Linked DNA regions of Homo sapiens: region 2 is linked to region 1. Evidence: read pairs that join two places in POLR2A ChIA-PET (ENCODE). Cell type or tissue: B cell. All regions are shown on one strand. Links, peaks and the distances in the headings refer to the core of each region. The heading gives the core; the rest is flanking DNA.

Region 1 (11,504 bases), core at 1,357-9,356:
GGCAAAAGAATCACTTGAATCTGGGGGGCGGAGGTTGCAGTGAGCCGAGATCACACCCCTGCACTCCAGCCTGGGTAACAGAGCAAGACTCTGTCTCCAAAAAACAAGAAATGTCTAAACACACACGCACACATACACACACCTCACACTCACACACACAGAGCCCTGCTTCCCAGCGCTGCCGCCTGTGTATATGCTGCCCTCGGCTGGGTCCCAGTTCCCATGGTCACCGGAGCCTTGGCAAGGCTGCCCGAGGGTCTGTGGCCTCAGAAGCTCCCGCCAGAGCCCCCGCCAGGCCCAGACAATGGTGCAGGGTGAGGGGTTTCCGAGGCTTTGGCGCTGGTTGCTGGGCCTGGCTGCTCTGGGCCAGGCAGGGCGCCAACCTCCACTCCCGCTTTGTTTCTGTGGGAAAATGAGCTGGGGTTCCAACCAACAGCCTGAGGAAGAGCTTGGACTGCTCCCATGGCCTCCCCACACCCCAGGAGGAAACAGACCCCCAGACTTCTTTCCTCCCTTCTCCTCATCCTTGTCCTCCCCTTCCCAAGGCCCGAGGAACACTCACAGAAGTGCCTCCCTTCACCCCCTCTCCTCCCAGGCACAGCGGGTGCGGCTGGACTGTGACTCCCCGAGGCCTGGCCAGGAGGATGGGGCCGAACTGGGTGTGGCTGAGGCTGGCAGCTACTGCATCTCTCCCAGGAGGAAAGTACTCTAGTACTTCTTTATCGCGGGGGATGAGTTCCCAGAACCCCCGTGGGTGCCTGATGCTGCAATGGTACAGAATCCTATATGCACTATGGTTTTTTCTATCTGGTAAGTAACCAAGATGGCTAAAAGTAAACAATGGGCGGGCAGTCCCTACAGTGTGGATTCCCCGAACAAAGGGATGATTCTTGTCCCAGGCAGGCTAGATGAAGTGGGATGGTGTGAGATTTCATCATGCTACTCAGAACGGCATGCGATCTAAAACTTATGAGTTGTTTACTTCTGGAATCTTCCATTTAACATTTTTGGACTGCAGTAGACTGTGGGTAAGCAAAACCATGGATAACAGGGGACTACTGGAGCACTGAGCAGGGTCTGTGTCCCGTTCAACCCCAAACACCCCACACACATTTGATGCCGACATTCAAAATCTGGAAGGTGGCCAGGTGTGCTGGCTCATGCCTGTAATGCCAGCACTTTGGGAGGCCGAGGAGGGCAGATCACGAGGTCAGGAGTTCAAGACCAGCCTTACCAACATAGTGAAACCCCGTCTCTACTAAAATACAAAAATTAGCTGGGCATGGTGGTGCACACCTGTAATCCCAGCTACTCAGAAGGCTGAGGCAGGAGAATCTCCTGAACCCGGGAGGCGGAGGTTGCAGTGAGCTGAGATCGCACCACTGTACTCCAGCCTGGGCAACAGAGCAAGACTCCATCTCAAACAAACAAAATCTAGAAGGCGAGATCATTCCCCGTCCACACAGTCAGATCTGGGAGATGCATAAGAAATGAAGGAAGCCCCTGGTGGTCCTTGTGGGCCTCACTTGGGATGGAGAGCCTCCGTGTTCTCCCCACGTGCTCCTGACACCCTCAGGGGTATATGGAACCAAATAGAGATGGGGTCTTGCTATGTTGACCCGGCTGGTCTCCAACTTCCGGGCCCAAGCAATCTTCCCACTTCATCTTCCCAAAGTGCTGGGATTATAGGCATGAGCCACAATGCCCACCCCCGGCCTGTACTTTATCTTTAAATGACATTCAAACTTTGAATTTTACTCAATAGCTGGGACTACAGGCGTGCACCACCACGCCCAGCTAATTTTTGTATTTTTAGCCCAATGCTGCTTTAATATACAAGCCCAGCCCAATATTGCTTTAATATAAAAAACAGGCCAGGCATGGTGGCTCATGCCTGTAATCCTAGCATTTTGGGAGGCCGAGGCGGGCGGATCACCTGAGGTCAGGAGTTTGAGACCAGTATGGCTAACATGGTGAAACCCCGTCTCTACTAAAAATACAAAAATTAGCCAGGCATGGTGGCTAATCCCAGCTACTTGGGAGGCTGAAGCAGGATGATGGCTTGAATCCATGAGGCGGAGGTTGCAGTGAGCTGAGACGGCACCATTGCACTCCAGCCTGGGTTATAAGAAGGAGACTCCGACTGAAATAAAATAAAATAAATAAAAAACAGCTGGGCTTGGGGGCTGACACCTATAATCCCAAAACTTTGGGAGGCTGAGGTGGGAGGATCGCTTGAGCCCAGGAGTTGGAGACCAGCCTGGGCAACATAGCAAGATCCCGTCTCTACCAAAAAAAAATAAATAAACAAATAAAAAACTAGCCAGGAGTGGTGGCGTGAGCCTGTAGTCCCAGTCACTCAGAAGCCTGAGGTGGGAGTACTGGTTGTTTGAGCCCCAGAGTTCAAGGTTGCAGTGAGCTGTGATCACACTACCACACTTCAGCCTGGGTGACAGAGATCCATGGGGGATCCCAAGCATCTGTTTTTCAGGGGCTAAGATTAGCCCACACCTAAGTTTTCCAGACACTACATCTTGTTCTACCCGTTTTGATAGGAAACTTTCACTCACTCATTCAACAATAATGTATCAGGGCTGGGCACAGTGGCTTATGCCTGTAATCCCAACATCTGAGAGGCTGAGGCAAGAGGATCGCTTGAGGTGAGAAGTTCCAGACCTGCCTGGGCAACACAGTGAGACCCCATGCCTAAAATAAAAATAAAAAATTAGGCTAGGTGAGGTGGCTCATACCTGTAATCCTAGCACCTTGAGAAGCCAAGGCAAGGGGACTCTTGAGCTCAGGAGTTCAAGACTACCCTGGGCAACATAGCAAGACCTTGTCTCTGTAAAAATAAAAACAAATTAGCCGGGGTGGTGGTGCGTGCCTGCAGGCCCAGCTGTTCAGGAGGCTGAGGTGGGAGGATCACTTGAGCCCAGGAGTTCAAGACTACAGTGAGCTACCATTGCACCACTGAACTCCCGCCTGGGTGACAGAGTGAGTCCTTGTCTCTAAAACAAAACAAAACTATTGTATATATATATAAAAAATATATATATTATGTAGAGTGTCTCTCTATGTAGATACAGAGACGCCAACTCAAATATATATTATATATTATATTATACATATACAATTATCATATATTATGTATTTTATATATATAATATATATATATATTTGAGTTGGAGTCTCACTCTGTCTCTCAAGCTGGAGTGCAGTGGCACAATCTCAGCTCACTGCCACCTCTGCCTCCCGGGTTCAAGTGATTCTCCTACCTCAACCTCCCGAGTAGTTGTGATTACAGGTGTGCACCACCACACTGAGCTAATTTTTGCATTTTTAGTAGAGATGGGGTTTCTCCATGTTGTCCAGGCTGGTCTTGAACTCCTGACCTCGGGTGATCCGCCCACCTCAGCTTCCCAAAGTGCTGGGATTACAGGCGTGAGCCACCGCACATGGCCAACAAGACAATATTTAATCACTGTAGGGCACAGTGCTCAGTGCCAGGGATACAGCAGTGGGCGTCACAGAGATGCCCCTGTCCTCACAGGCACCACACAAACGGCTGTGGGATAGGTGTCACTGTACTAAGTACTATCAAAGAAAAGCACAGCAACCCCACTTCTGGATACGTATCCAAAATAACTGAAAGCAGGCCGTGTGCAGTGGCTCACACCTGTAATCCCAGCACTTTGGGAGGTCGAGGCAGGTTGATCACTTGAGGCCAGGAGTTCGAGACCAGCCTGGCCAACAGGGTGAAACCCCCATCTCTACTAAAAATACAAAATTAGCCGGGTGTGGTGGCAGGAGCCTGTAATCCCAGCTACTCTGGAGGCTGAGGCAGGAGAATCCCTTGAACCCAGGAGGTGGAGGCTACAGTGAGCCAAGATCACACCATTCCACTCCAGCCTGGGACAATCCAAGTGTCCATAGACACATGAATAAATAAGCAAAAAAAAAAATGTATATACACACACAAAGTGGACTGTTATTCATCCCTAAACAATCAAGAAGTTCTGACATATGCTACACTTTGGATAAACTTTGAAGACATTATGCCAAGTAAAATAAGCCAATCACAAAAAGACAAATACTTTATGATTCCATTTATATATGAGGTCCCTAGAATACGATGGAGGTTGCCAGGGGCTGGGCAACAGGGAATGGGGAGTTGGTGTTTAATGGGGACAGTTTCAGTGTGGAATGATGATAAAGTTCTGGAGATGGATGGTGCTGATGGCTGCACAACAACGTATTCACTTAAAGCCCCTGAAGTGTACATTTAAAAATGGTTAAAATTGGCTGGGCGTGGTGGCTCACGCCTGTAAATCCAGCACTCTGGGAGGCCGAGGTGGGTGGATCACGGGGTCAGGAGATCAAGGCCAACATGGTGAAACCCCGTCTCTACTAAAATACAAAAAGTAGCTGGGTGTGGTGGCGGGCACCTGTAGTCCCAGCTACTCAGGGGGCTGAGGCAGGAGAATCACTTGAACCCGGGAGGTGGAGCTTGCAGTGAGCCGAGACTGCGCCACTGCACTCCAGCCTGGTGACAAAGCAAGATTCCGTCTCAAAAAAAAAAAAAAAAAAAAAAAGGTTATAATGGTGAATTTTATGTTATGTATATTTTACCACGCGTCCCCCCTCCCCTGCCAAAAAAAAAAAAAAAGAAAGAAAAGGACAGTGGCCATAAGAAGGAACCCTAATGGGGCTGGCAGAAGGCCATTTCTAGGGCTCATTTCCTTGAAGAAAGGACTGCTGAGGCCTGAAAGACAAGGAGGAGTTAACAAGACAGAAAGGATGGGTGTGGGCTCGAGACCAGCCAGGGCGCTGCAGGGGACAGCAGTGCAGGGCAGAAGGGTGAGAGGCCCGAGGTGGCAGGCCAGGTCCTGCAGAGCAGAGCCTGGTAAGGATTCTGGACTTTTCCTAGGAACAATGGGAAGCCAGGGCATGGTCTCACATGGGGAAACAGTACAATCAGATTTGAAGTTTCGGCTGGGCGCCATGGCTCACGCCTGTAATCCTAGCACTTAGGGAGGCTGAGGCGGGAGGATCACGAGCTCAGGAGTTCAGGGCCAGCCTGGGCAACATGGTGAAACCCCATCTCTACCAAAAATACAAAAAAAAAAAAAAAATTAGCCAGGCATGGTGACGCACACCTGGGATCTCAGCTACTCTGAAGGCTGAGGTATGAGGATTGCTTGAGCCCAGGAGGCATAGGTTGCGGTGAGCTGAGATCACACTACTGCACTCCAGCCTGGGTGACAGAGTGAGACCTCATTTCAAAAAAAAAAAAAGGGTTTGAAGTTTCAAAATCATTCTATTATTTAGGTGAGAGATAAGCTTAAGGAGGGGAAAAAGAGGATGAAAATGACTAAAACTGCCACCTTGCATCTTGCCAGGGAAGTGGAGAAGAGCCCCCTAACTCTGGGAAGGGGGACCAGAAATATAATAGCAGGGAGGGGCCAGGCCCTTAAGCACCTCCCCTGGTCCCTCCTCTCCTCCAGCTCTCTGGTGTAGAGGGGGGTCCCTCCAGCCAAGGCTCCTCAGTACTGGGATGCGGACATCTTCAGAGGTCACACCGCCCCTTTCTGGCTTTCTGTGGTTTTGGAGGCTCAGAAGCGGAAATGCACTCGAGGTGTGTATAAACACTCTAACAGCAGGAATTGCTCAGAACAGGCCTTGCAGCTGTGTCTGGGGAAACTGAACTTGACAGAGCCAGGAGGTCCCAGCGGGAACTTCAGGGTGGGGCCCATCTCTATAGCAACCAGAAACAGCCCCAGACACGCTCTGGCCCTGCTTCTGATGAGGGAGCGGGCAATTTGTGTTCTTGAAATACCCACGGCCAAAAAGGACTCATCCAAAATAGCCCACTTCCACGTCACCAAACATCACCAACGCCTCACAGGGCATCTGCCACTCCGCAGCAGAGCAACCAACGGTGAGTGGCAGAAAGTTACCAATGACTTACCAGGAGTTTTATTTTTCTCACTGGCGTATTAGAAAGAGGACAACTGGCTGAAAGAAAAAGACTTGGTGTATCAAGCACAAATTTGTTCCCCCAAACTCAGGTAAAAGAAATGTCCATTTGAGTAGTTTCCCTAAATCAAGTAAAATGTGATTATAGGCCAGGCACGGTGGCTCACGCCTGTAATCCCAGCACTTTGGGAGGCTGAGGCGGGCGGATCACGAGGTCAGGAGATCGAGACCATCCTGGCTAACACGGTGAAACCCTGTCTCTACTAAAAATACAAAAAATTAGCCGGGCGTGGTGGCGGGCACCTATAGTCCCATCTACTCGGGAGGCTGAGGCAGGAGAATGGCGTGAACCCGGGAGGCGGAGTTTGCAGTGAGTCGAGATGGCGCCACTGCACTCCAGCCTGGGCCATATAGAGCGAGACTCCGTCTCAAAAAAAAAAAATGTGATTATAAGCTGCCCTTTGCCAAGAAAGTAAGAAATTCAACTTCAGGCATATGGGGAGGGGCATCTTCCCCCTCAGTAGAATCACTATTATTATTATTATTATTATTATTATTATTATTATTATTATTATTGAGACGGAGTCATCCAGGCTGGAGCGTACAATCTTGGCTTACTGCAACCTCTGCCTCCCAGGTTCAAGTGATTCTCCTGCCTCAGCCTCCTGAGTAGCTGGGATTACAGGCGCCCACCACCATGCCTGGCTAATTTTTGTATTTTTAGTAGGGACAGGGTTTCACCATGTTGGCCAGGCTGGTCTCAAACTCCTGACCTAAGGTGATTGGCCCACTTCGGCCTCCCAAAGTGCTGGGATTACAGGCGAGAGCCACTGCACCTGGCATTATATGGTGATTCCATGGTGCCCAGGGGATGGGAGAGCTTTCTTCCCTGCACCAACTCTGTTGCTCAGGCTGGAGTGCAGTGGCACCATCTCAGCTCACTACAACCTCTGCCTCCTGGGTTCAAGTGATTCTCCTGCCTCAGCCTCCTGTGTAGCTGGGATTACAGGCGTGCGCTACCACGCCCGGCTAATTTTTGTATTTTTAGTAGAGACAGGGTTTCACCATGTTGGCCAGGCTGGTCTCGAACTCCTTGCTTCAAGTGATCCACCCACTTTGGCCTCCCAAGTGCTGGAATTACAGGCATGAGCCACCCCACCGGGGCCTCAGATGGGAGAGCCTCCACTCTGTTCTCCACTGGGTCTGCTGCTGCTCAGATGCCGACCGTCTGAGCCCAAGTGCTTCTATTTTTTATTTTTATTTTTATTTTTGAGACAGAGTCTCACTCTGTCACCCAGGCTGGAGTGCAATGGCATGATCTCGGCTCACCGCAACCTCTGCCTCCAGGGTTCAAGCAGTTCTCTCGCCTCAGCCTCCCAAGTAGCTGTGATTACAGGCGTGCGCCACCATGCCTGGCTAATTGTATATTTTTTAGTAAAGATAAGGTTTCTCCATGTTGGTCAGGCTGGTCTTGAACTCCCAACCTCAGGTAATCCACCCGCCTCGGCCTCCCAAAGTGCTGGGATTACAGGTGTGAGCCACTGCGCCCGGCTCCAAGGGCTTCTAGCTGCAGCTGAGGCCCCACTGCCCTGGGCCAAGCACATTTTGGGGATGATGCCAAACTCTTGACTCTTAGCTCCAAACCCACTATATTAATGCGCTGGGCTGTCGTAACAAGATACCACAAACCAGGCGGCTTCAACAATCAAAATGGGCCAGGTGCGGTGGCTCACGCCTGTAATCCCAGCACTGTGGGAGGCCGAGGCGGGCACATCACGAGGTCAGGAGATCGAGACCATCCTGGCTAACACGGTGGAACCCCCCCCGTCTCTACTAAAAATACAAAAAAATTAGCTGGGCGTGGTGGCGGGCGCCTGTAGTCCCAGCTACTCGGGAGGCTGAGGCAGGAGAATGGCGTGAATCCCGGAGGCGGAGCTTGCAGTGAGCTGAGATCGCGCCAGTGCACTCCAGCCTGGGCGACAGAGTGAGACTCCGTCTCAAAACAAACAAACAAACAAAAACAATCAAAATGTATTGTCTCAGTGCTGGAGACCGAAGTCTGGAATCAAGGTACGGGCAGGGTTGACTCCTTCTGAGGCTGTGAGAGCGAATCTGTCCCCTGACGCTCTCCTTGCTTCTGGTGGTTTGTTGACAATATGTAGCAATCCGTGTAGCAATCTTGGTAGCTCTCTGCCTCCCTCTTTGCACCGCCTGCCTTCTCCCTGCGTGTGTGTCTGTGTCCAAGTTTCTCCTTCTTACAAGGGCACCAGTCACGCTGGATTTAGGGCCCACCCTAATGATCTCATCTTAACTAATGATGTCTTCAACAACCCTATTTCCAAATAAGGTCACTTTCAGAGGTACTGCAGGTCAGGACTTCAACATGTGAATTTGAAGTCGGGGGGACCGAACTCAACTCATAACACCCACCCACCCAACTCAGCTTCATGGTCTGGCTGGGACTCAGAGCCACATGTCTTTGTTTTCTTAATTTTATTTTTTATTACTACTTTTTGAGATGAAGTCTTGCCCTGTCGCCCAGGCTGGAGTGCAGTGGTGCGATCTTGGCTCACTGCAAGCTCTGCCTCCTGGATTCCAGAGATTTTCTTGCCTCAGCCTCCTGAGTAGCTGGGACTACAGGCACACGCCACCACGCCCAGATAATTTTCGTATTTTTAGTAGAGATGGGGTTTCACCGTGTTGCCCAGGCTGGCCTCGAACGCCTGCCCTCAGGTGATCCACCTGCCTGGGCCTCCCAAACTGCTATGATTACAGGCATGAGCCAATGCACCCAGAGCCACGTTTCTCCATTGCCTGCTGCTCCCTGCCAGGCTCTGCCAAGAGGGGGCGCTAGAGAGGCCTGAAGGGCTGGAGAAGGCCCCAGCCTCCCATCTGCTCACTATTTTTGCCTGTATTGTACCCAGGAAAGCTTCTTCATTGGGGCAGCTGCAGTTCTTTAGCAGCAGCTGAATCCAGTTTCTACTTTTTCCAACCCTTGCAGAACCAGCTACCCTGAGCTCCCTTCAGAGGCACGGGCACCAGCACCAGCCGGCCCAGGCCCGCTCTTCAGAGGGCTGGGTTTTAGTACCCTGGGGCTCCTCTTTCAAGCTTCTGTATTATTGTTGATTTTGGTGTTTTGTTTTGTTTTTTGAGATGGGGGTCTCACTCTGTCACCCAGGCTGGAGTGCAATGGTGCGAACTCAGCTCACTGCAGCCTCTGCCTCCTGAGCGAAGCAATCCTCCCACCTCAGCCTCCTGAGTAGCTGGGACTACAGGTGCGCTCCACCACCCCCGGCTAACTTTTTGTATTTTTAGTAGAGATGGGGGCTTCACCATGTTGGCCAGGCTGGTCTCAAACTCCTGACCTCAAGTGTCCGCCGTGAGCCACCACGCCGGCAGCACTTTTTTTTTTTTTGAGTTTCACTCTTTTTGCCCAGGCTGGAGTGCAATGGCGCCATCTCGGCTCACTGCAACCTCCGTCTTCCAGATTCCAGCTATTCTCCTGCCTCAGCCTCCCGAGTAGCTGGGATTACAGGCTTGCGCCACCATGCCCGGCTAATTTTGTAGTTTTAGTAGAGACGGGGTTTCACCATGTTGGCCAGGCTGGTCTTGAACTCCTGACTCAGGTGATCTGCCCGCCTCGGCTTCCCAAAGTGCTGGGATTAGAGGTGCGAGCCACCGAGCCCGGCCCTTTCAGCAATTTTTTTTTTTTTTTTTGAGACGGAGTCTCACTCTGTCGCCGAGACTGGAGTGCAGTGGCTCGATCTCTGCTCACTGCAAGCTCCGCCTCCTGGGTTCACGCCATTCTCCTGCCTCAGCCTCCTGAGTAGCTGGGACTACAGGTGCTCACCACCACACCCGGCTAATTTTTTTGTATTTTTTTTTTTTAGTAGAGACAGGGTTTCACCGTGTTAGCCAGGATGGTCTTGATCTCCTGACCTCGTGATCTGCCTGCCTCGGCCTCCCAAAGTGCTGGATTTACAGGCGTCAGCAACTGCGCCCGGCTGCTTGCAGCAATTTTTTAAGATGACAAAATAAAACAGAAAATTTCAGAATATATCCCACTACAAAATACAAATTAAGCAGCATGTGGTGGTGGCAGGGCCTGTACTCTCAGCTACTTGGGAGGCTGAGGCAGGACCACTGCTTGATGCCAGGAGTTCAAGACCATCCTGGGCAACATAATGGAACCCCATCTCTACCAAAAAAATTTTTTAAACTAGCCAGGCATGGTGATGTGCACTTGTAGTCCCAGCTACTTAGGAGGCTGACGTAAAAAGATTGCTTGAGCCCGGGAGGTTGAAGGTGCAGTAAGCCATGACTGCACCACTCCAGCCTGAGTGACAATGTAAGACAGGGTCTCGCTCTGTCACCCAGGCTGGTCTCAAACTCCTGGGCTCAAGCCCTATATATTTTTACTGTGGGTCAAGGTAAGGAAAAACAGCCACCGTTTGGTAAATGCTGCCAACCTTTTTTTTTTTTTTTTTTTTTAAATTTTTAGAGGGAGGGTCTCACTATGTTGCCCAGGATGGTCTTAAACTCCTGGGCTGAAGCAATCCTCCTGCCTCAGTCTTCCAAAATGCTGGGATTACAGGCATGAGCCACCTCTACGGGCCTGCCAACCTCTTTTATGTCATGGCACACACAGAAAATGATTTGTTCAGTGAAAATGGTATTTATTTGGCTCACTGGGGCAAACAGATTCATCTTATTGGGAGTCAAGAGGCGACCAGGCGGGGGCGGTGGCTCATACCTGTAATCCTAACACTTTCGGGAGTGTTAGGTGGGCGGATGACTTGAGGTCAGGAATTTGAGACCAGCTTGGCCAACATGGTGAAACCCCATCTCTACTAAAAATACAAAGATTAGCTGGGCGTGGTGGCACGATTCTGTAGTCCCAGCTACTCTGGAGGCTGAGGCATGAGAATTGCTTGAACCCGGGAGGCGGAGGCTGCAGTGAGCAGAGATCATGTCAATGCACTCCACCCCAGGAGACGGGCAAGACCCTGTATCAAAAATAAATACATAAATAATAAATAAAATTATAAACAGAAAAAACAGGTGACCAGTTCAGGGGCTCAGCTGCCCCAGACCTTGCCTGCTGGTATCTGAGGCCAACCTGCACTCCTCCTTAGCGCACCGCTAAGATGTGCTCCAGTGTGGAGAATATGAGCATCATACTGCAGTGAAAAAGAGATCTGGAGACAGGCAGACAGGAGTATGAGGCCAGAGGAGAGGTCTGAGTACTGAGACCTGGGCCCAGGGGAGCCTCCTGCTGCTCACCTGGTTCAGCAATAAACCATTGTTGAAGTCTTCGGTTTGAGTTTTGAGTTCTGGTACGTTCCAGCCCCAAAGTCATGGGAGCCGCCCAGGAAGTGTGTTCACATGGTCATATGTTTTTGTAAAACTTAGAAATTCTGGACATTGTAGCCGGAGCTGGTCAAGCTTGTTATCTCTGCACTGCAACTTCCTCTTCTTGTCATTTCCCCTCCTGTCAGGAGGCCTCACTGTAGCCACAGTATTGTGAA
Region 2 (10,419 bases), core at 2,357-10,356, 130 kb after region 1:
GCTCCAGGCCTATGCCAGCCCCATACCCTTTACCCTGCAGCCTCAGCCCAGCCATGGCGCCTCCCTGTCCTCAGCGTCCTCCTCTGTGAAATGGGCTTCTCTGCCCACCTCATCAAGGGCTGGACAGCAAAGATGCTAAGGGTGTGTGTGCTCAGGCCAGGCTGCCGCGGCCCTAGCCCTGGTTCTAGTTCTCGATAGCTGGGTAACCTTGGGCAAGTCACTTAACCCTTTTGAGCCTCAGCTTCCTCATCTGCAAAATGGGAACAGCAGTGATCTCTACCTCACAGGCTTGACGAGAGGGTTGGATAAGATGACCACACACGGAAAGCCCTTAGGACAATGCTTGGCCCGTAGCAGGATAAGAAATGCTGGTCAGCCATTCTTTTTTTTTTTTTTCAAGACGGATTCTCACTCAGTCGCCCAGGCTGGAGTGCAGTGGCGCAATCTCGGCTCACTGCAACCTCTGCCTCCCAGGTTCAAGGGATTCTCCTGCCTCAGCCTCCCAAGTAGCTGGGATTACAGGTGCCCACCAACACACCTGGCTAATTTTTGTATTTTTAGTAGAGGTGGGGTTTCACCATGTTGGCCTGGCTAGTCTTAAACTCCTGACCTGAGGTGATCCACCCGCCTCAGCCTCCCAAAGTGCTGGGATTACAGGTGTGAGCCACCACGCACAGCCAACGGTTCTTACTGATGGTCATGTGCTGAGATTCTAGCTCTTCTGTCCCTGCATCAAGACCCCCTCCTCACTCCCTCTCTCTCCCCATGAAGGGCCAGGACTCGATGTAGGACCTGGGAAAAAAGGTGTGTGACCTGCTGGCCCATCCTCTCGGTAACCTGCCTGGTCCCCAGAGGTGCACCCAAGATCAGGGTCTTGGACACTGGAGCGGATGGAGATGGGTACCTGCTATCGCTGGTACCGGGTGGGGGGCTGGACAGTCACCTATATGAGGGCAGGGACTGGGTTGATTTGCTTTTGCCTGCTCTAGTCCAGGGGCCACTTCATAGCAAGCACTTCACATTAGCATTTGTTGAAGAAATGGTCAAAGGAACGAATGAAGGTCCGAACCTGACGGACACATCTGACCCTCCCTTCCTATGGGATGGAGATGGAGTAGGGACGGACGAGGCAGTGGCTGGGCTGGGGACAGGCGGGCAGGAAGTGGGGGCCCTCTCACCCACGAGTCTTCTACTCACTTTTTCCCGGCATTGGGCTGCTGCCTGTGGGGACAAAGAGGGCGCTGTGAGCTAGATAGCCCTGAAGTGGAGGCCTGATCGGCCTGGGGGCTTCGGCTCCTGGAGTCCCGGTAGGAGCGGCTCCCCCACCCAACCCGGGCACCCCGGGACTCACCGGAACTTGGTCTGCTGGAGCTTGTGTACACCGGAGATCTGCCTGTAGACCTCGTTCAGCTGCCAGGCAAGGGAGGGGCGTGAGGCTGGGCCTAGGCCACCCCGTGGCAAGCCCTCAGGCTGGGGACCCAGGGAGCCAGGCAGCCTCTGTACCCAGAGATCCTCAGGGTTGGCTGGGGCATGCCCCGTGGGGCAGCATCCTGGGCCCAGGCTCTGGCCTTCTGCCCTCTGGAAACAGATCCCAGGATGCCCCCTGCCAGGCACAGGTCCAGAGAGACCCCTCTCCCCTAGTTAATGAATCTCGGTACCACGACCGCATTCGCTCTGCCCTGCCCACCTCACCCGCCCTCATACCCACATCTCCGGCCAGGCCTAGTTCCTGGGTCCTTACGTTCTCCTCCACCTCCTGGCGCAGCTGGGCGCACTCCCGAGTGTCAGGCTTCAGCAGGTTCTCGGTGCAAAGGCGGGCCAGGCGCAAGGACAGCCCGTAGGGCACTAAGGAAAGGCGGTGGGAGGGGGTGAGATGGAGGTGGTCAGCCCCCTGCATGACAGGCACCACAGAGCATCCCTCCAGCAACCATGCTAGGATCAGGGGATGCCTGGCCAGCAGGCCACGCACACCGAGGCATGAGGTTCATAGCACCATCAGCACAGGGCAAAAGGTGGCTGAGCCCTGTGCCTGCACCCCACACCCAGAGAAGAGGCATGCTGTGATCCCAGATCTGGAACAGAGGGCCCGAAGGGCACTGCCCAGAGCTGTGGCGCCCAGCCCCGCCCTCACCCAGCTCTGTGGGGTTGATGCTGGCGGCATGAGTGGCAAAGCCAGGCCGCTGCATGTTGTTGGTGACCTTCCAGCGGACCACGTCACGGCCCTTGAGGTTCCCGCTGCGCAGCATGGGCGTGTCCAAGTGGTCAGAGGCCATCAGGTTCTCCCGCAGCATGTAGTGGTCTTCCTTAAAGCCCACCATGTGACCTGCAGGATGGGGTCCTCAGCACGGCACCCCTCCCTAGACCCGCACAGCCCAACCTCTTCAGGTGGGACCCCAGAGCCTCCAGCCTCTGCCGTTCCAGGTTCAGCTTCCCTCCACCCCAGCTCAGAGAAAGAGCAGTCAGAGCCCCTGCTGCCCCTGCGATGCCAGGCCCATACCTCGGTTGCAGCACGGGAGAAGTGCCAGGCAGGCCTAGGAGACAAGGTGGGTGAGGGTGAGGCCTGAGACAGCTGCCCTGGCCCAGGTAAGCCCTTCCAGCCACCCCGCCCCATGCCAATGGTCAAGAGGGGTGACAGTGCCTCCCCAGACACCAGAATATCCAGGTGGTAGCAGGGTGTAAGCATGGCACACAAGGGCATAGAGGGGGATGGGGGCAGAGGGTTCCCAAAGTTTGCGCCGTGGAACTCTCATCCTGCCGGGTGCTCTGTAAAGGTTCTGTGGTCAGGTTCACTTGGGAAGCACTGAATTCATTCCCCATGCCCCTCTTGCAGGTTAGGCACAGGACTTTATCAAAGCCTCTGAGAAGTCCTGCAGAGAAGAAACTTGTTTCTTTTCTTTTTTTTTTTTTTGAGACAGGGTCTCGCTCTGTTGCCCAGGCTGGAATGCAGTGGCACGATCGCGGCTCACTGCAACCTCTACCTCCCAGGTTCAAGCAATTCTCCTGCCTCAGCCCCCCTAGTAACTGGGATTATAGGCATCCACCTCCATGCCCAGCTAATTTTGTATTTCTAGTAGAGATGGGGTGTCACCATATTGGCCGGGCTTGTCTCCAACTCCTGACCTCAAGTGATCCACCCGCCTTGGCCTCCCAAAGTGCTGGGGTTACAAGTGTGAGCCACTGTAACTTAAATTTAAGAAACTTGTTTCTTAAACCTTCTTTTTTTTTTTCTTTTTGAGTCTCACTCTGTCACCCAGGCTGGAGTGCAGTGGCATAATCATAGCTCACTGTAGCCTCAAACTCCCAGACTCGTGATCCTCCTGCCTCAGCTTTCTGAGTAGCTGGGACTACAGGCACGCGCAGCCGTGCCTAGCTCAAACCTATTTGATCACATAACTCCTTGCCTATGTAATGCACATTAATATCCCACAACACTGGGGGTTACTACGGAGTGTGGTCTGCCGCCTACAATCCCTACTCTGAGCTATGCCATCCTCCACGCTTTCTCTTGTCTGTTCTCCCCAGTGACCGCCAGCTGCGGGCGGGCAGGGCCCTTTCTTCCCTGTTGTGGCTCCCAGGCCTTTTGCACGTGGCTGACCCCAGAGCAGGTGCTCTCAGGGATCTGGCCACTGATGGCTGATGGAGTGGGGGTCCTGGGCGGGCACTAGAGCTGGGGAAGATGTGGGCTCAGCTTGCCTCAGCCCCTTCTGAGGACTGTGCATTTATCACCTGCCTCTCAGCCCCAATTTCTCCATCTGTCATAGGGCATGGTGACCTTGCCCCACTGACCTCATGGGGTGATGGGGGGCGGGGAAATGGAGTCACGTGGACATGCTGTGGCGACAGCACAAAGAGGAACACTGAGCTAAGCAGAGAACGGATGCTGGCAAGGGCTGAGCTGGGGGCTGGGGCTCCAGGATGACTCGGGCTAAGAGCTCATGGGTGTCATCATCATTACTGTCACTCCGGAAGCTGGATGGGGTTGGTGTGGGTCTTGCCAAGGTGGGGGTGGGGGCGATGGTGCATGCTATGGGTCAGTCCCTTCTGAACTTCACTAATTTAAGCTTCAGCTCCACTTTCTGAGGTCAATTCTATGATCTTCATTTTACAGATGAGGGAACTGAGGCATGGAGAGATTAAGTAATTTGCCCAAGGTCACAGAGCTGGGACCAGAATCCAGACAGCTGGACTCTACGGGCTGAAGCCTCTGGCTAGAAAGCTGCAGGAGTGGGGATGGTGGGTGGAGAGGCTGGGGACCCTGGTGGGGGTTGGGGACCCTGAGGAGGACCCTGATGGAGGGTGGAGACCCTGTCAGAGAGGGGACCCTGGTGAGGTGGGGACCCAGGAGGGGGTTGAGGACACTGGGGAGGTGGGGACCGTGGTGGAGGATGGGGACCCTGTTGGGATGGGGACCCTGGGGAGGTGGGGACCCAGGAAGGGGTTGGGGACCCTGGGGAGATGAGAACTCAGGCGGGGACTGGGGACCCTGGTGGAGGGTGGGGGCCCTGTTGGGGTGGGGACCCTGGGATGTGGGGCCTTGGGAGGCACCCTGGGTGCTCACCTTGCAGCAGGCACAGTACTTCCAGCATAGCAGCAGTAGCAGGGCCAGGAGCGGCAGGAGGAGGAGGAGCAGGGGGATGAGCCACCAGAAGGAGCCCGGAGGGCAGTCTGGAGAGGAGGAGGCAGGGGGAGGTGGTGCCTGTCCTCCCCACCGAGCTCTGGCCACACGCCCCCTCCCTGCGCCCGGCCCCACCAGCTCACCCTTCTTCTTGTGCACCAGGACAGTGCTGTTGGGCCCAGGGGCGCCGTCACCTTCCATGGTGTAGCTGTAGGTGCAGTCGTCATCCTCGTCCCGGAAGGAGCAGCGCACCACCACCTCCTCGGCTGTACCCACAGCCAGTCAGCAGGGCACCCCAGCCACACCCCTCCGCCCCAGAGGACCCAGGGTCTGGTGAGGGGGCCCCTACTCTGCGATCTGCCTCACCCACGGCAGGGCCTCCTGGGGAAGAGTGGAAGTCCTTGCAAAGCCGTGCTCTCACCAGGCACAGGAACGGGTGTGGTGGGGGCTCCCCTGCTCAGGAGCATCAGAGCCTAGAAACCTACCTCCCCCACTTCCCTGACCTGGACATCACCCAGGAACTCAGGGTCCAGAAAACGTATCTGATCTCGAGGAGGGGAGGCTGCGTGTCTCCACAGCGTGACCATGTACCCCTGCTGGGTGCATGCCCCTGCCCAAGTCAGGTGCCTCCCACCAAGACTCTTGGTCCCTTCCTGGGCCAGACTGTGTCCCACCGCCTGGGTTCTGTGCCTCCTGCTCAGGCTTTTACCCTTTTCTGGGATTCGGTGTCCTCTATCTGGGTTCTGTGGTCCCTCCCAGCTCTGGAGTTCCTGTCCGGACTGTGTGACCTTAGCCCAGACTGCAAGCCCCCGTCCAGGTGATGACACCCTTGCCCCGTTGGATGCCCGCTGCCTAGGCTCTCAGCAACCCCAACCCTCAGCCCCTGCCCCTACCTCTCTTAAGCTCGTCCACCATCTTGACCTTGAAGTTGCATTCCTCACACGTGCGCCCCTTCTTCTCGCCGGTGCCCCACGCCTGGCACTGCACGCAGGAGCGTAGGTCCTCGCAGAGGCCCGGGTGGATCTTGGCGGGGAAAGGCGGGGCAGACAGGCACTGTGTTGGGTGGGCCTCTGCCAGACCCCCGCTCCCCAAACCTCTTGCCCTTGGCCAGCTCCTGTGGCATCAGGCTTAGCCCCTCCTGCCCACACTGCCCTGTGCCTGCCCTGTTCCCACGCCCACACCTCGTAGGTCTTAGCCTCACCGCCGAGTAGTTGATCTCGCAGATGGTGTCCGTGTAGAGCGACTGCTGGTGGCAGTGGCAGCGGCCACACTCACAGTGGCCACGTCCATTACAGATGCCCTGGGGTAGGAGGGGGCACCAGTGAGCCAGCTGTGCCCCATCCCTGCCTGCTCCCTCTCCTCTCTCCATAGGGTTCTCTCTGGAGAGGGTGGGTGGTGCTGACAGACACTGTCTGTCTTATGCCCAGGCCTACCCCATTGCTGTCGATGCAGGTGGCATTGCTGAGGGGACAGTCACAGCTTGGGCCTGTCCAACCAGGCTCACACACACACTGGCCCATGGAGCAGCGTCCTCGGTCTGCAGAGAGGGACAAGGAAGGGAGATGAGAGCTACATCTGTGCCTGTAGTCCAGGCTGCCCACCTGGCAGGGAGGGCCTGTGGGAACAGAGCTGTGGGAGCCAGGGTGCCGCTAGCCTGGGGTAGAAGTCATCTCTTCCTCACTTTCCTGGAATCTCCTTCCCTCCATCTCTGCCTCCATCCTACCTACCTTCCACTCTGCAGCCTGAGTAATTATCTCAAAACAAATCCAATCATGTGGCTCCTGCTCCCCTGGCTAAGAACCTCTAATGGGTCCCTGCCAATGCAATAAGGTCAGAAAAAGAAATAAGATGTATAAGCATTAGAAGGTAAGAAATAAGTCCAGGCAAGGTGGCTCACGCCTGTAATCCCAGCACTTTGGGAGGCTGAGGCGGGCAGATCACAAGGTCAAGAGACTGAGACCATCCTGGCCAACATGGAGAAACCTCGTCTCTACTAAAAATACAAAAATTAGCTGGTCATGGTGGCGCATGCCTGTAGTCCCAGTTACTCAGGAGGCTGAGGCAGGAGAATCACTTGAACCCGGGAGGTAGAGGTTGCAGTGAGCCGAGATCACGCCACTGCACTCCAGCCTGGTGACAGAGCAAGACTCCGTCTCAAAAAAAAAAAAAAAAAAAGAAAAGAAAAAAGAAATAAAACTGTCAGCCGGGCGTGGTGGCTCACACCTGTAATCCCACACTTTGGGAGGCCGAGGCGGGAGGATCACTTGAGCTCAGGAGTTCAAGACCAGCCTGGCCAACATGGTGAAACTCTATTTCCACTAAAAATACAAAAATTAGCTGGGCTTGGTGGTGGGCCCCTGTAATCCCAGCTTCTTGGGAGGCTGAGGCAGGAGAATTGCTTGAACCTGGGAGGCAGAGGTTGTAGTGAGCTGAGATCATGCCACTGCACTCTAGCCTGGGTGACAGAGCAAGACTCCGTCTCAAAAATCAATCAATCAATCAATCAATAAAATTGTCTTTATTTGCAAGTGTGAGGAACATGTCACAAAGTATCCAGAAGAATCTACAGACAAATTATTAGATTTCATAAGTGCGTTTAGCAAGGTGACTAGATACAAGGTTAATATGCAAATAGTTAGAAAATGAAAGTAAAACCTCCAGTGACCCCCTTTTGTCCAAAGGATGAAGTCCTGCTCTGGACTAGAACCGAAGCCCTTTGTACTCTGGCCCTGCCTCCTTCCCCAGAGGCACCTTCCTCCCTTCCTCTCTCATACCTCCCTCTGTGCCACTTGTCTGCCTTTCTCCAGTGGTGCCCAGTTCTCTCTTCTGTTTCTCTGAGCACACTCAGGGACAGACAGTCGAAGAGAAGAAATGGTGAACAAAAGCAAGAACAGAAGAAAGAGTAGAAAAGCAGGGGCTTGGAAAGTATACAGTGAGGGCTTCATAAGTATTTGATGAGTAGATTTTCATTCATCCTCCTCCATTCAACTACCAATCCTTCCCTATGTCCCCTTGTCTGAGTTCTGTGATCCTGCCCAGCTCTGATGTTCCTGGCCAGACTGTATGCCTATGGCCTGGACCCATGGGAATACAGAGGAAGCTCCAGGCCTTCCAGGTAGAAATTTAGCATCTTTGGGCCGGGCTCAGTGGCTCACACCTGTAATCCCAGGTGTGATTACAGATGTGTACTTTGGGAGGCTGAGGCGGGCAGATCACCTGAGGTCAGGAGTTCGAGACCAGCCTGGCCAACATGGTGAAACCCTGTCTCTACTAAAAATACAAAATTAGCTGGGCATGGTGGTGCATGCCTATAGTCCCACCTACTAGGGAGGCTGAGGCAGGAGAATCGCCTGAACCCAGGAGGCAGAGGTTGCAGTGAGCCAAGATTGTGCTATTGCACTCCAGCCTGGGCGACAAGAGTGAAACTCTGTCTCAAAAAAAAAAAAAAAAAAAAAAAAAACAGCAGCAACAACAACAAAAAACCCACAGAAATTTAGCATCTTTGGAGAGAGGAAAGATCATAATGCCATATACCTGCCAGCCATTGGAGGGCTGAGCTGGGTGGCACCCACTCTAATGAGATAGGGGTGTGGAGAAGTGGGGTGGGCATAGAACTGAACTTCCAGAGAGAACCTCAGGGGAGTTGGAATCTTAAAACCAGGGGAAAGTCCTGCCAACAGTGACCTTGGGCATGGACGTTACAGATGAGGGAAGTCAGGCCCAGGTTGGGGCAGGACTCAGGGGCGGCCCTCAGGGCATCCAGAGTGGGCTGGGCCTGAACTTGGGGATTCTGATTCCAAGTCTGGCTCTCCCAACCTGGGTCCTGACGGGAAAGTCATGCTTGCTGTCCACTCCCTACCCCGCCATCAGCATTGGCCGCAGTTGTTGTGCTCACCATTGCAGAGGAACCCGGAAGTGCGGGGACACTGGAAGTTGTCATACTCGCAGAACTGACCCTCGTAGCGGCCTTCGCCGTAGCACACACAGTGCCCGCACTGGCACTCCCCACGGCCGGAGCACGGCTTGTCCTCGCCCTCCCGCAGGCAGGGCTGAATGTCACTCAGAGAGCCGGTGGAGCAGTTGCAGGTCTGGCCACTCCTGAAGGAGGAACTGGTCATTCCCCGAAACAGCCCAGGAGGAAAGCTGGGGCTTTTGCTGTCCCATTTAATTTAATTTAATTTAATTATTTTATTTTTTTTTTTGAGACGGAGTCTCGCCTTGTCGCCCAGGCTGGAGTGCAGTGGCGCGATCTTGGCTCACTGCAAGCTCTGCCTCTTGGGTTCACGCCATTCTCCTGCCTCAGCCTCCTGAGTAGCTGGGACTACAGGCACCCGCCACTACGCCCGGCTAATTTTTTGTATTTTTAGTAGACGGGGTTTCACCATGTTAGCCAGGATGGTCTCGATCTCCTGACCTTGTGATCCGCCCACCTCGGCCTCCCAAAGTGCTGAAATTACAGGCGTAAGCCACCGCGCCTGGCCTATTTTATTTTATTTTTTTTCAAGACAGAGTTTCGCTCTTCTTGCCCAGGCTGGAGTGCAGTGGCGCGATCTCAGCTCACGGCAACCTCCGCCTTCTAGGTGCAAGCAATTCTGCCTCAGCCTCCCGAGTAGCTGGGATTACAGGCATGCACCACCACGCCCAGCTACTTTTTTGTATTTTTAGTAGAGATGGGATTTCACCATGTTGGCCAGGCTGGTCTTGAACTCCTGACCTCAGGTGATCCACCCACCTCGGCCTCCCAAAGTGCTGGGATTACAGGTGTGAGCCACCTCGCCTGGCCTGCTGTCCCATTTTACAGATGAGGAAACTGAGGCTCTGAGAGGGCCGAGGCAGCTCCCAGTCATGCAGACAGAAGTGGCTGAGCTGAGACCTAAACCCCAGTGCCCTGTCATGTCACCCCTTCCAGTGTCCTTTCCCCACTGCTCTGCCTCAAGTTGTGGCAAGCTCGCCCAGTGTCCTGAAGCTAAAGCCCTTACTGCCGTGCATTTACGAGCTCTCTTCTGATCAGGCAATATGACACAGGACTCAGAATACCAAAGGCATGGAGCAAAAAGGAAGCCTCGTGTGCCTGTCCCCCAAGATCCAGACCCCAGCCCCAACAGCCAACCCCGTCTCAATCCTCACACCTCTTTCTAGAGACAGCCCATATATCTCTGTATTTCAAAGTGCTTTGACCTGGGTTTGACCAACAACTGGGTGTGCCCCGCCCTTAGCCGTTTCTTTGATTGCCGCCCCACCCCCAGCCAGGTGTACAAGGTGCACCCAGGGCCAGGCCCCTGCAGGAGCCCAGCTTTCCCATCAGGGGCCACTGGTGTCCTGGGTGCCCAACTCCCTTCCCCACTCACCAGCCCTCGCTGCACACACACTGTCCGCACACGAAGTCTCCGTTGAAGCTGCAGCGAGCTGACCGCACCTCTTTTTGCTGGAATGAGAGAGACCATGGTGGGGTGCGTCGGGGGAGCAGGACCGGGGCCACTGGACACTTCCGCTCTCCTGTGTGCCTCGGGAAACCCCACAAGGGATATGGGGCACAGGAGTCCTGCTTCATTCCTCAGGGTCCCTGGGTGCTTGGCTCAGCTCTCCCCTCCCGCCCTGCGGGGCTGCGTTGTACCAGCTCGCAGGTGCACACATCACAGATGATGCCCGCGTCCATCTTGAGGCCGTCGGAGAAGGAAGGTTTCAGATGGATGTTGCCCTTCTGGTCCTCCGGCAGCTGGCACACGTGCGTCCCATCCACGTGCTCAAGGGCCCGCAGCTGCACCTGGTATATACCCTGCAGGGGCCCCGTGGTCAGCCAAGGC

Evidence for each region. Peaks named below come from ENCODE experiments on the same cell type or tissue, not always from the same donor. Only the 100,000 strongest peaks of a DNase experiment are listed, where the experiment ranks them.
Region 2: POLR2A ChIA-PET joins it to region 1 with 5 read pairs; 6 of 35 experiments call an interaction of 5 or more read pairs at or near these places.

What each region holds. Positions count from the first base shown.
Region 1 is chr17:75,858,807-75,870,310 of GRCh38, reverse strand. No RefSeq gene overlaps it. Among named protein-coding and RNA genes, the nearest start is that of WBP2, 9.2 kb to the right of the region's middle. RefSeq lists enhancers at 748-1,674, 4,858-5,358, 5,262-5,421, 5,489-5,783. In B cell, for the core only: CTCF peaks have their summits at 8,623 and 8,825 (motif pointing right); DNase peaks (open chromatin) are centred at 4,960, 5,740 and 8,820; H3K27ac peaks cover 1,618 bases.
Region 2 is chr17:75,731,784-75,742,202 of GRCh38, reverse strand. ITGB4 (integrin subunit beta 4) reads right to left here. Exons shown (of 40, transcript NM_000213.5): 11 at 10,230-10,391; 12 at 9,964-10,040; 13 at 8,511-8,713; 14 at 6,049-6,152; 15 at 5,817-5,915; 16 at 5,509-5,638; 17 at 4,759-4,881; 18 at 4,559-4,665; 19 at 2,498-2,531; 20 at 2,132-2,323; 21 at 1,742-1,845; 22 at 1,352-1,410; 23 at 1,198-1,221. Among named protein-coding and RNA genes, the nearest start is that of ITGB4, 16 kb to the right of the region's middle. In B cell, for the core only: no CTCF peak of the experiment used is centred there; no DNase peak of the experiment used is centred there; H3K27me3 peaks cover 405 bases.